Linked DNA regions of Mus musculus: region 1 is linked to region 2. Evidence: chromatin loops called from intact Hi-C (ENCODE). Cell type or tissue: left cerebral cortex. All regions are shown on one strand. Each heading gives the region's core, and the rest is flanking DNA. Links, peaks and the distances in the headings are about the cores only.

Evidence for each region. Hi-C counts contacts between places; a loop is a spot of excess contacts. Peaks named below come from ENCODE experiments on the same cell type or tissue, not always from the same donor. Only the 100,000 strongest peaks of a DNase experiment are listed, where the experiment ranks them.
Region 1: it touches region 2 in a loop (3-fold over the local background); 5 of 42 quality-filtered maps call a loop at or near these places.

Annotation. Positions count from the first base shown.
Region 1 is chr6:128,656,123-128,662,572 of GRCm38, forward strand. It overlaps Gm34617 (a long non-coding RNA gene), which reads left to right and starts at 1,277. Exons shown (of 2, transcript XR_003956524.1): 1 at 1,277-2,073; 2 at 2,913-3,000. It overlaps Clec2h (C-type lectin domain family 2, member h), which reads left to right and starts at 6,263. Exons shown (of 5, transcript NM_053165.5): 1 at 6,263-6,410. The coding sequence starts at 6,320. It also overlaps the pseudogene Clec2j. In left cerebral cortex, for the core only: no CTCF peak of the experiment used is centred there; a DNase peak (open chromatin) is centred at 2,792.
Region 2 is chr6:128,884,263-128,890,712 of GRCm38, forward strand. It overlaps BC035044 (cDNA sequence BC035044), which reads right to left. Exons shown (of 3, transcript NM_001254946.1): 2 at 676-817. It overlaps Clec2i (C-type lectin domain family 2, member i), which reads left to right and starts at 3,325. Exons shown (of 6, transcript NM_020257.2): 1 at 3,325-3,404. The coding sequence starts at 3,373. It also overlaps the pseudogene Gm8774. In left cerebral cortex, for the core only: no CTCF peak of the experiment used is centred there; a DNase peak (open chromatin) is centred at 3,293.

The sequences.
Region 1 (6,450 bases), core at 573-5,572, 230 kb before region 2:
CTGTAGGAATCCTCTCCTGAGTGTGATGGGCCTTTAATTAATGGCCTCCCACCGTGGGCCTGTGTCCCATTCTCTCTCAGGTGCTCACTGTCAGTAGGGCTCCCAGGAAGTGCACTTCTATAACAGCATCACTTTCTGAGCTTTGGATGACCATTGACTACAGTGGGGATTGCTACAGCGGCAAGCACTCTGTAGGGACACCTACTGACACCCAGCCTGATAACTGAGATTACTGTGAGAACTTGTGGGTAGGTAGTATATACGGTGCAGACACGTTGCACTAAAGGATGACTTCAAATACTTAAGGGGACAGTGCAAGATTGTATTGCACTATTCTGAACAGTAGTGGTACCAAAATCCTATAAATTTATTACTTCGTGGACTTTCCATTTAATACTTTCAAAATAGAGTTGAGCCTGGTATCTAAACTCATGGGTCATGGTTGGAGGCACTGTACCTTCCTGGCCTCACTTTTGAAGTTCCTACTTGGAGATTTCCTCTTGCTATTCTCTGCCTTCAATAGTTCCCCCAAGGGGACCTATGTCCCCTGCATCTCTGTCTAGAGCTTGCTGGATGTCATCTTCCCGGGGATGTGCCCATCAAAGCCTCTGTGTTCCTTCACTGCATCTTCCTGCTGGAACCTAAATTGTCAGAGAACAGGACCTTCCAGTGTGTTTTCTCTAGAGCCCTTGCCACAGTGCCTGGCTCACAGTGCTTAGAAAGTATAACTGGCAATGTGAATATGGACAGAGTGTCACAGAATTTGGAGGGTATGTCACTTACCTGACAAAGCAACAGAAAGAGCAACTACAGCTACAGTGAGGACCATGATCACTCCACAACAGCAGTAAAGCTTAGCAGGAGACTCAGGGAAGATGGTTCTGAGACTTTTTCCTTGGAGAATTTTACCTGTAAGATATGAATATAAGAATGCCAATTTCAAGAATTTCTTAAGGAAAATAAAATAAATTTACCACAAAACCCACTTTACAATTGTCTATCAGTTCCTGAAAGGCTTCTGCCAACCCTTTTAGAGAAGGCCCTGGTCTACAAAGGATGTCCACGCAGTCAACAGACACTTAACAGTGATGAATGGTTTTTAGACAGGAAAAGGGTGGCATTGCTACACTATGTACTACTGAAACAACCTGCTGTCGGTCTGCTAAAATTAAAAAAAAAAACAACAACTCAAAACTACTACAGTCCATCTGTAGATGTACAGACTCAAGCACAAAATTTAATACTGTAAAGTCATTAGATGTTTAGAAAAGTAAGGAAGAATGTTTGTGAACTTGTTGAGCAAAAATCATCTTAGATTTAAGAGCAAAATCACTGTCTGCATAACAGGATGGTTATACATTGATGCGGATGACGATGTTGACGTAGAACTAACACCTTTTTAAGGCTAAATTGTACAGCGACTACAAAGCTGTTTGTAAGTGTAAAATGTGATATGCTCCTATCCTACCCACATATTCCCACACTGGAAGGACAGCCTGCATTTAAGTTGCAAAAAAATCTATGTGAATATTTACAGCAGCTTTAAGGATCTCTGTGAAAACGACACATTTGTGACCATTGAAACATCCCTAAGCTGATGACAAGGTAAACCTTCTCTCAACACAAGAAACAGCCCAGAACACGAGCTTGTGCTTGCCCTATCTCATGCCACTTTCACAGGCTAAATGTCTCAAGGGCTTCTTACCCCAAAAGTCCCTAAACTAAGCCTGCAAGTAAGCTTATGCAATTGAGGTCAGAGAGCTACAGGGAGTGGTCCCTTGAGAAGAGACCCCCAACTACCACTACTCTTTCCTCCTCTCACTTCTCTAGAAGGCTCCTGAGAGCTTTTCATAACCTTTTTGTATAATATTTGCTGGTGAGATTCATGCAAATTTCTGAATTCAGGTGTTGTAGACATGGTCTCTCAGCATCTCACCAGCAGTGCATGTTTCTGACACACTACTGATTGGCACTGCACTGTGAGTGATGAGCAGAGGCCATTGCTGTGACAAGCTGAAAGAACTCTTGTGGGACATCTCTGCTTCATGGACCCATTTTATGGCATCTGGAAAGGTGAGTACTCACGGCTATGGCCGAGGAGTGGTGAGAGCGAGAGCGTCTGCAGCAGACAATGGGGGAACAGGTAGGGTAGGGAGTCTGCATATACTTTGAAAACTATTGTTTTAGTCTTATGTAGTTTACATGTAAGAGAGCTTTGTCTGCCTCTGTGTGTGTGTGTGTGTGTACGTACATATGTATGTATGTATGCATGTATGTTTGTATACTCCATGAATACCTAGTGTTAGAAGAGCTTAGAAAAGTGTGTTGGATCCCTGAAAATGGAGTTAGGGGTGGGTGTGTGAGCCAACATTTGGGTGCTGGGAATGAAACCTCAGGTCTCTGCAAGAGCAATAAATGCTCTCAGTGGTTGAGCCAAGTCTCCAGCCCATATATATCTTGATGAAGAACACCTGACTATATGTTTTCAAAATTCATGGAAATGTATACCAAATGAATTAATTTTATTGAGTGCTAATTATAGTTTTTACAGAGTTTTCACTGACTTTAACCCTTGCATTTTGCTCATTTTCGCACACCTAAAATACCAGGAAGCTTCTATTACATTAACAAGCAGGAAAAGGATCCTTAGGATTAGAAAGAAGGCTTTAAGCACTGAGCTTTTGGAGTTTGGATCCACACAGAACTCCCAGGCTTCATTCTTTCTAGTTCTACAGGATATAAAAAGATAGCATGATAAATTCTCCTGTGCTCATTTCCAGCCCCAGCACCTCTCAGCCATGTGTTGCTGTGAGCCCTCCTCAGCCCTCCTCACACTCCCTATAGAAAGTAAGTCTTGGGAGATTTCTAAACCCCTTCATATTCTAAAGGCATGGTTTCATTGTGATTTCTAGTTCTGCACTGTGCTTTAAGAAAATCTTTCCAAATCCAAGAAAAGAGTGGAAACTCCTGTCTGCTTTTAACATTTCCTCTATAACTGGTGAGTAATGTTGGACTTTCAGTGCCTAACTAATTTGTCTCAGCATGTCACTAAGGTCCAGCCATGCTGTCACAAAAGACATCCTATCTTACTAGTACATAGTATTCCAGTATATATGGGAGTATGTATCACAGGTTTTCCACACTCATCCACTGATAGATGTTGATGTATATTTGGTTGGAGCCTTCCACTTGGCCCATACCCCACACCTCCCACCACCCCAGCCCTGGCACCAAAAGCCCAGTTCCACATTCATGGTAGCTCTAGCAACCTTCTCTCCAGCCTAGGTGACCACTCTGGGACTCAAGCCCAGCTTGTGGCAGACAGGTCATTTTCCTTCACCAACAATCTATAAGAACACCTTCCCTGCCATAGCCTGGGCAGGACTTCCCCGTTGTGCCCTGAGACTGGTGACCTTGCCCTGGAACTGTTCTGAAACAAATATGCTTTTCTACTTTTAATTCAGCTCGAATTGGCTTATTAAGTCAGCAGAGAAGCCTATTAGTGTGTTCCATGTGCTGGCTATTGTGAACACACAAGTAACTAAAAATATCTCTTACTAGGGGCTGTGGGGAGTAGAGACAGAACAGATAATAATTTCTTTAAAGTGATATCAGATCTGGTGTTCAAAGGCACAGTAGGATGAATACCACTCACAACGTACCATATTTCCTTTAGACAGGAACAATTCTGGGTTAAAATTTTTGAGATGGGTGGCTGGCCCCGCCCTTTACTGGGTGGGGGGCATATCTATCTACTGGAGGTGGTCTCTTCAGGTTCTACCTCCCCAATGTTGGGCATTTCAGCTAATGCCAGCCCCATTGGGTCCCAGGAGCCTCTTGCATCCCTGGATCTGGCACTTTCTATTGGTTACACTTCTGCCCTCCATTCCCCACCCCCACCCCCACGCCCTGTGCTACATGTTTCTCCTCTCCTAGTCTTCTGGACTTCTCTCCTGTCTCTTCCCATACCTTATTCAGAACTCCCTTTCCCCCTCTTTTTCCCTCTCCCACCCAGGTTCCTTTCTTTCTCTCACTCACATGATTATTTTGTTTCCTGTTCTAAGTGAGATTAAATCATCCACACTTTGGTCTCCTACTTCTTAAGCTTCATATGGTCTGTGAGTTGTATCCTGTGTATTCTGAGCTTTGGGGCTAATAACCACTGATCAGTGAGTTCAGACCATATATGTTCTTTTGGATCTGGGTTACCTCACTCAGGATGTTATTTTCTAGGTCTATGCATTTGCCTGCAAATTTCATGAAGTCTTTGGTTTTTTTTTTGTTTGTTTGTTTGTTTGTTTTTGTTTTTTTGTTTTTTTTGTTTTTTGCTTTTTGTTTTGAGACAGGGTTTCTCTGTGTAGTCCTGGCTGTCCTGGAACTCACTCTGTAGACCAGGCTATCCTCAAACTCAGAAATCTGCCTGCCTCTGCCGCCAAAGTGTGCCACCACTGCCCGGCAGCCCTTGTTTTTAACAGCTGAGTAATATTTCATTGTGTAAATGTAACACAACTTCTTCCCTTAAGGGAGATCTGCAGTGTTTCCAGCTTTTGATTATTATAAAAAAGGCTATTATGAACATAGTTGAGCAAGTGTCTTTGTGGAACAATGGAACATCTCTTGGATATATGACCAGGAGTTGTGTAGCTAGTTATTCAGGAAGAACTATTTCCAATTTTCTGAGTAGCTGGCAGGTTGATTTCTAAAATGGTTGCACCAGCTTGCAATCCCACCAGCAATAGAGCAATGTTCCCCTTTCTCCACATCCTCGCTGGCATCTGCTATCACCTGAGTTTTTTATCTTAGCCATTCTGACTGGTGTAAGGTAGAACCTCAGGGTTATTTTGATTTGCATTTTCCTGATGACTAAGGATGTCAAACATTTTTTTTAGGTGCTTCTCAGCCATTCAAGATTCCTCCGTTGAGAATTCTTTGTATCCCAGTTATGCTGGGTGTTGGGAAAGATATTGTGGCCCTGGCTGTGATCTTGAGTATGTCAGAGCTCCAGTGCTCCTGAGTGTGTCTGATCTGGGAATTGAGCTTCCCCTGTGATCCTGTGATCCTGGGCATTTCAGTGTACCTGGGAATGGGACCCCCTCTGGGTATTTGAACAATAGGTGCAGAGCCAACAACCTAGGTCTGCTCCAGATGCAGGTTCAGACTGGAAGGAATCTGTGCCACTGGCTGGGCAGGAGTCCCTGTGTCCCTGGATCTTGTTGGACCCAGTTACTCTGGCTTTTGGAGCAGATGTTGTGGCCTCCTCACCTCTGATCTTGTGTGTGTTAGAACATCTGGGAGTTGAGCTTTCGGTGTTGTGGAACTGGGTACAGAGTCAAATGGCTAAAGTCCTACATGATACATATGGTGGATATACTGGACTTTGCTCTCAATTACTGTTGCTCATTATACTAGGGAACTATTATACAATAAATTTCTTTACTACATGGATATATTTTACTTTAAGAACATGTAGTGAATGCTCCTTCCTCTCTTATCTGTTGTACTTAGTTCTTTGATAAAAATCTATTGCATTGCTGACATAGCTGCTGTATGTTTCGAATTTACTTACTGTAAATATCTCTCTCAAATGTTCCTGTGTCTGCACATTTTGTGTTGTACCCACTAGGATGGAGCTGCTGCTCCTGGGACAGGTTCCTGGACAGGTCATGGCTCTGTAATTGTGTATTCGCCTTCATCTGCATTTCAGCAGTGCCCTCATTTTCTAATCTACATCATAATTATTCATGATCAGAAGAATGGCCAAATCTAGAGATTCTGTGTGTAAAAATGTTCCAAAATTAAAATATATGGGCTGAGTGTGGTGACTTGCATTTTTAAGGCTAACACTTATGAGCAGAGGCAAGCTGTTTTCCAAGAATTTGAGTCCGTCCTGATCTACAAAGTGAGACTGGAGCTAGCCAGAAGTACAAGTGAGACCCCATTTCAAAATAAATAGTTCCTCCAATTAATAACAGCATCTTTCATCAAAGCATTATTTTTCTCAAAGAACCGGTGATAAGTAAGGGATATTTTCTAATTCTCAGGCATTTATCAGTTTCATTTATTGTGTTTAAAGTCCACTTAATTTCATGTCAATATCCCCTACCTTGTGATTCTGTTTCTCCAACAAACAGAAAACTATGTGCTGACACATGATGTGCTCAGTACTGAGAAGTGATTAATGAATCACCAGTCTGGGCTGGGCTTGTAAAGTCCTTGTTAGGAAGCACATACAGTATATAAGGCTCCTTCTCCTTGACAGTTTCCTTTCAAATCACCTCCTGAATTCAGTTGAGTCATAGTTCTTCCTCTCAGCTCACAGATGAATGCTGCAAAGGTTGAAACGAGTTCCATGGGCATGCTGCAGAGGGCAGACCTCACTGCTGCAGACTGCCTGCAGGAGGGAGAAATGGGTATGCATTTTAATGCACTTTAAATTAAGCTAAAGGGATA
Region 2 (6,450 bases), core at 558-5,557:
CAGATCAAGGTCACCCCCACACTAGCTCTCTTGAGAGATGGCAAGACACAAGATTATGTTGTTGGATTCACCGCCCTAAGAAATACAGATAGATGGCTTCACTACAGAAACTTTAGAATGGAGACTTGGTTGTTCTGATGTTATCAATTACAGTGGAAATTTAATGGAGCCACCATTTCAGACCCCCCCCCCCAAAAAAAAAAATTTGGGACAACTTCACAAAGCTGGAAAAGAAAACTATCCGAGGAAAGAAATATGATTCCGATTCTGATGATGATTAGACCATGCTGTACTTTAAAACCTTCTGTCTGTCTGTCTGTCTGTCTTTCTGTTTGTCTACATCAGAGTTAAGTGCATTTTATAAATGCCACTGATTTCGGCCTATTGACCATCCAATATTTTTATTCCAGCATGTACACTGTTTGACCATTTTGTCTGCAGTCATTATATATAACTTGAGAGAAACAGATATTTTAAATTACTTGGGAAGGGTCTGAATTCTCTATTTTTGTGATTGATTTTATCATAACGTGATTTTTCTATCTTTAAACCATTCACACTTCTGTTTTTAATCTCCTGAGTTAGAAATAGGAATTTGCCAACTATTGTAAGAGCCAGTCAGTGCTGACTATACACCAGGTTGGGTACCATCCACTGGGCACCACATGCACTTACTTGTCCGTGATCTGCTTCATGGAATGGGTTTCAGGAACTATTAAAGACTCACTCATGGTGACTCTGCTGATAGGAAGAAACTCAGGGTCTGAGCACATCGCCTTATTTAAATGATCCTCATTGCATACGCACATTATGAGACCTGCAAAAACATAATTAAACCATTTTTTGAGTGATAACATAAGGAACTCCATTGGCTGCTCAGTAAAACAACTTTAGTAAAGGTGAAAATTATTTTTTAAAAGTGTGATTCTGGAAACTATGCGATCATATAGCAAACAAAAACATTTTTTTTAAAAAAAAATATAGGTCATGTGCTTAGCATGAACAGAAAGAATCTGATGCCCAGAAATAAATAAGCCTTGGTAAGAAAAAAAAATTGAAGACCCAGAAATAAACCCACACATCTATGGTCACCTGATCTTCGACAAAGAAGCCCAAACCATACAATGGAAAAAAGAAAGCATTTTTAAGAAATGGTGCTGGTTTAACTGGCGGTCTGTATGTAGAAGAATGCAAATTGATCTATTTTTATCTCCTTGTACAAAGCTGAAGTCCAAGTGGATCAAGGACCTCCACATAATAATGAGGTACACTAAATCTAATCTCTTTTAGAAGAGAAAGTGGGAAATAGCCTCGAACACATTGGTACAGGGAAAATTTCCTGAATAGAACACAAATGGCTGAGGCTCTAAGATTGGCCATTGGTAAATGGGACCTCAGGAAACTGAAAAGCTTCTGTAAAGCAAAGGACACTGTCTACAGGACAAAACGACAATCTACAGATTGGGAAAAGATCTTTATTAACCCTACATCTGATAGAGGGCTAATATCTAAGATATGCAAAGAATACATAAAATTAGACCCCAAAGATCAAATAACTTGATGGAAAAATGGGGTACAGAGCTAAAGAAAGAATTCTCAACTGAGGAATCTCCAATGGCCAAGAAATACCTAAAAAGATGTTCAACATCCTTAGTCCTCAGGAAAATGCAAATCAAAACAACCCTGAGATTTCTACTTTACACCAATCACAATAGGTAAGATAAAAAAGTCAGGTGACAGCAGATGCTGTCGAGGATGTGGAGAAAGAGGAACACTCCTCCATTGTTGGTGGGATTTCGAGCTGTACAACCATTTGGAAATCAATCTGCGAACTACTCAGAAAATTGGAAATAGTTCTTCCTGAATAACTAGCTACACAACTCCTGGTCATATATCCAAAAAATGCTCCATTATCCCACAAAGACACTTGCTCAACTATGTTCAAAATAGCCTTTTTTTATATAACAAAAGCTGGAAACAACCCAGACGTCCCCCAAGGGAAGAAGATGTGTTACATTTACACAATGAAATATTACTCAGCTATTAAAAACAAGGGCTTCATGAATTTTGCTGGCAAATGGATAGACCTAGAAAATATCATCTTGAGTGAGGTAACCCAGACCCAAAAGGACATACATGATCTGAACTCACTCATAAGTAGTTATTAGCCCAAAAGCTCAGAATACCCATGATACAAGTCACAGACCATATGAAGCTTAACAAGAAGGAGGCCAAAGTGTAGATGGTTCAATCTCACTTAGGAGGAGAAACAAAAAATCATGGGAGTCGGAGGGAGGAAGGGACCTGTGTGATAGAGGGGAGGGGGAGGGAAAAATGGGTGGGCAGGATCAGGTGTGGGAAGAGACAGGAGAGAAGTCCAGAGGGCTAGCTGTATCAACTAACTGCATGCCCCAGAGCTCCTAGGCACTAAACCGCTAATCAAAGTGTATCCACAGATGGGTCCATGGCTCCAGCTGCATGTGTAGTAGAGGACTAACTGCCTCATCCTGCTTCAGTGGGAGGGGAGGCACTTGGTCCAGTAGAGGCTTGACACCCCAGAGAAGGGGGATGTTCTAGGCTCTAGGCTTGAGGCAGGGGTAGGTAGGTGGGTGGGGGAAAGGAAGTGGGGAATGACATGAGGGGTTCATGGAAAGGAGGTGAGGAAGGCAACAACATTTGAAATGTAAATAAATAAAGTAATTAATAATAAAAAAGAAATGTTCTCAACAGTAAAGTTTTGGCGAGGCAAAGAGAAAGTAGACAGGCATAGTAGAGAAAGGTCAAGTACGCCTAGTGATCTTCTGCAGTGAATAGAGTTATATTTGACTGGTGTCCAATGGCACAGCTGAATGGTAGACTTCACACTTCTCATGTACAAAGCTCTGAGTTTGATCCCTGTCACCACACACAATAAAAGTGCCTTACACACACACACACACACACACACACACACACACACACACACACACACACAAGGCCGGGCAGTGGTGGTGCACACCATTAATCCCAGCACTGGGGAGGCAGAGACAGGCAGATTTCTGAGTTCAAGGCCAGCCTGGTCTACAGAGTGAGTTCCAGGATATCCAGGGCTACACAGAGAAACCCTGTTTCAAAAAAGTTACTTTTTGTACCTTGAAATCTAAAATATGTCTCAACTCTGTTTATTTCTTTTACAGTATAACATGCTCCCCCTCCCCCCACCCCGCCGCAGTTTTTCAGTTCCAGATCTAGGTAGGCACCCAATCTCTGGCAGCTTATCAAGTCAGCTGATGTGAAAATCCGCCCACAACTCACAAAATATAGAGGGAAGACAGAGGGGAAAAAGGGGCGGGCTCATTGCTTCAGCAAGAAGATAGTGGTGCAGAGCCTCCCATGCCAGATTGCTTGGAGACAGGAGAAAAACTGTACGTATTTAATGAAATGCTAACTAAACTAAAGTGGGGGAGGCTTCCTCAGGGGAGCTGGATCTTGCTCCTGTTAGCCTGCCATAGTGGGTCTCTATAGATCAGCTGAGGCTGGGGTGGGGTGGACGGTGGGAGCTCTGCTGTGGTCGGAAAGTACCGATGCCACTCTGTGCTTTCTGGTATGGCCAATGTTACTTAAATACGATTGGGAGGAGTGCAACCTTTTGAGTTTGTAAATCAAAGCAGGTGCCCAGATTCCTGGAGGATTGACTGGAGGACCTTGGGGGTGCTCTGGCCCACCCTGCCACCCAGCCCACACCTTAAGTGCCCCTCCTCCACACCTACCTACAACTTTCTTTTCAGGCTCCCACAGCACTCCCCCTTCCCCAAACCTCCAAGCTTTTGGAATTTCTCTCTTCCCAAGGACACGGGTATCAGGTAATACTCTTTCTGGCCTTAAATGACTCTTGTGGCATCAGGGAAGGATCAGTTTTTTTCCAGTAGGGTGGGGGTGGGAGATTTATCCCATCTACAAATCCATCTACAGTTTTAGTTCACTGGGTGCTGGGAATGAACCAAGTCCTCTCTCTGCAAGAGCAGCAAGCTCCCTTCCCTGTTGAGCCATGACTTTACCCCCACTTTAATACTTTTGTTTAGGAATAAAATATCAAATTTCTTGAAAAGCAGAGTTCACAATTGTTGTTAGATCAATGGCCTAGTGGCAGCCTGAGGATACCAGGCAAGCTCCTTCAGAGTGGACAGCCTAGCTGCTAAGATGATTGGAAATACTGTTCTGGGAGGTGGGGGACAGGTCGAGGAAGAGGGAGACCTAACCATGCCTCCCTTCAACCCTAGGGCCCTACTCCATGCCATCCTGTGCACACCTAAAGTACCCTCCTCCACGGCTATCCTGGTCCCTTAAACAGACCCTTAACCAGAGTGTAAAACAGGGTCTTCTTGAGGCAGAGTAGCAGGTATGATTGGCCTGCTGCCTTTGACTGTGAGCTATAGCCAGGTTCCACCAAGTCCCATACTCCTCACAGTAAGCCATAGCACCTGTTGTGTTGGGAAAACTTAGAAAAGTAAAGATTTCCTTTGTTCTTCAGACTTTTCTATGGGTTAAAAATGGCAGCCAGGTCCTCACAGCACAGGCCAAGGGACATAAAGCAACTGAATTTGGTGAAAGTTACTGTATCTGCTGTCTCACAGTGGTCTCTCTAGAAGCCACCGCAGCTTCTCTAATGTTTTCACCTCCTCTGACTCATACCCAAAGAGAAAGGTCGTGAGTAATACTACTGTTTCTCAGATAAGCCATGTGCTTCTGAGGGCTAGTAGTCTAGATGAACACCAGAGGGCCTTAAGAGAGTCCATGACTGAGCAATAAAATGGTGAGGTTCTAAAATGGCGACTTTTTTCATCACCTTCCGGACCTGAGAACAAATCTTGGCTACTTAAAACAAGTCTGTGCAGCCTTTCTCCTCTCATTGGTGCCCCTGCCAGTGAGCAAATCCAAACAGTTCAAGGCCAGAGCAGGATGTGGTTTTTGATTGACACAGTAAGATGAACGAACTTGCTCTTTGTTTCATTATGGTGAATATATTCAAAACCCCTTGGGCTAGCTTTAGAATTACGGTACGTTATTGTGAGCAGTATTCATCCTACTGTGCCTTTGAACACCAGATCTGATATCACTTTAAAGAAATTATTATCTGTTCTGTCTCTACTCCCCACAGCCCCTGGTAAGAGATATTTTTACTTGCTTGTGTGTTTACAATAGCCAGCACATGGAACACACTAGTAGGCTTCTCTGATGACTTAATAAGCCAACTCGAGCTGAATTAAAAGTAGAAAAGCATATTTATTTCAGAACAGTTCCAGGGCAAGGTCACCAGTCTCAGGGCACAAGGTGGAAGTCCTGCCCAGGCTATGGCAGGGAAGGTGTTTTTATAGATTGTTGGTGAAGGAAAATGACCTGTCTGCCACAAGCTGGGCTTGAGTCCCAGCGTGGTCACCTAGGCTGGGGACAAGGTTGCTACAGCTACCATGAATGTGGAACTGGGCTTTGGGTGCCAGGGCTGGGGTGGTGGGAGGTGTGGGGTATGGGCCAAGTCGGAGGCTCCAACCAAACAGACATCAGCATCTATCAGTGGATGAGTGTGGAAAACCTGTGATACATACTCCCATATATACTGGAATACTATGTACTAGTAAGATAGGATGTCTTTTGTGACAACATGGCTGGACCTGGGTGACATGCTGAGACAAATTAGTCAGGCACTGAAAGGCCAACATTGTTCATCAGTTGTAGAGGGGTTTGTTAGCTAAAAGCAGACAGGAGTTTACACTCTTTTCTTCGATTTGGAAAGATTTTTGAAATCACAGTGCAGAACCTGAAATCACAATGAAACCAAACCACTCCTTTACAATCTGAAGGGGTTTAGAAATCTCCCAAGACTTCCTTTCTATAGGGAGTGTGAGGAGGGCTGAGGAGGGCTCCCAGCAGCACATGGCTGAGAGGTGCTGGGGCTGGAAATGAGCACAGGCGAATTTATTATGCTATCATTTTATATTCTGTAGAACTAGAAAGAATTAAGGCTGGGAGTTCTGTGTGGATCCAAAATGCAAAAGCTCAGTGCTTAAAGCCTTCTTTCTAATCCTAAGGCTCCTTTCCCTCCTTGTTAATGTAATAGAAGCTTTCTGGTATTTTAGGTGTGCGAAAATGCACAAAATGCAAGGATTAAAGTCAGTGAAAACTCTGTAAAAACTATAATTAGCACTCAATAAAATTAATTCATTTGGTATACATTTCTGTGAATTTTGAAAACATATAATCAGGTGTTCTTCATTAAGATACATAGGGGCTGGAGACTTGGCTCAACCACTGAGAGCATTTATTGCTCTTGCTAAGGACTGAGGTTTCACTCCCAGCACACATATGGTGGCTCAACACCCACCCCTAATTCCAATTCCAGGGATCCAATATATTTTCTAAATTCCTCTAACAGTAATCATGCATGTAGTACACTACATACATACATACATACAT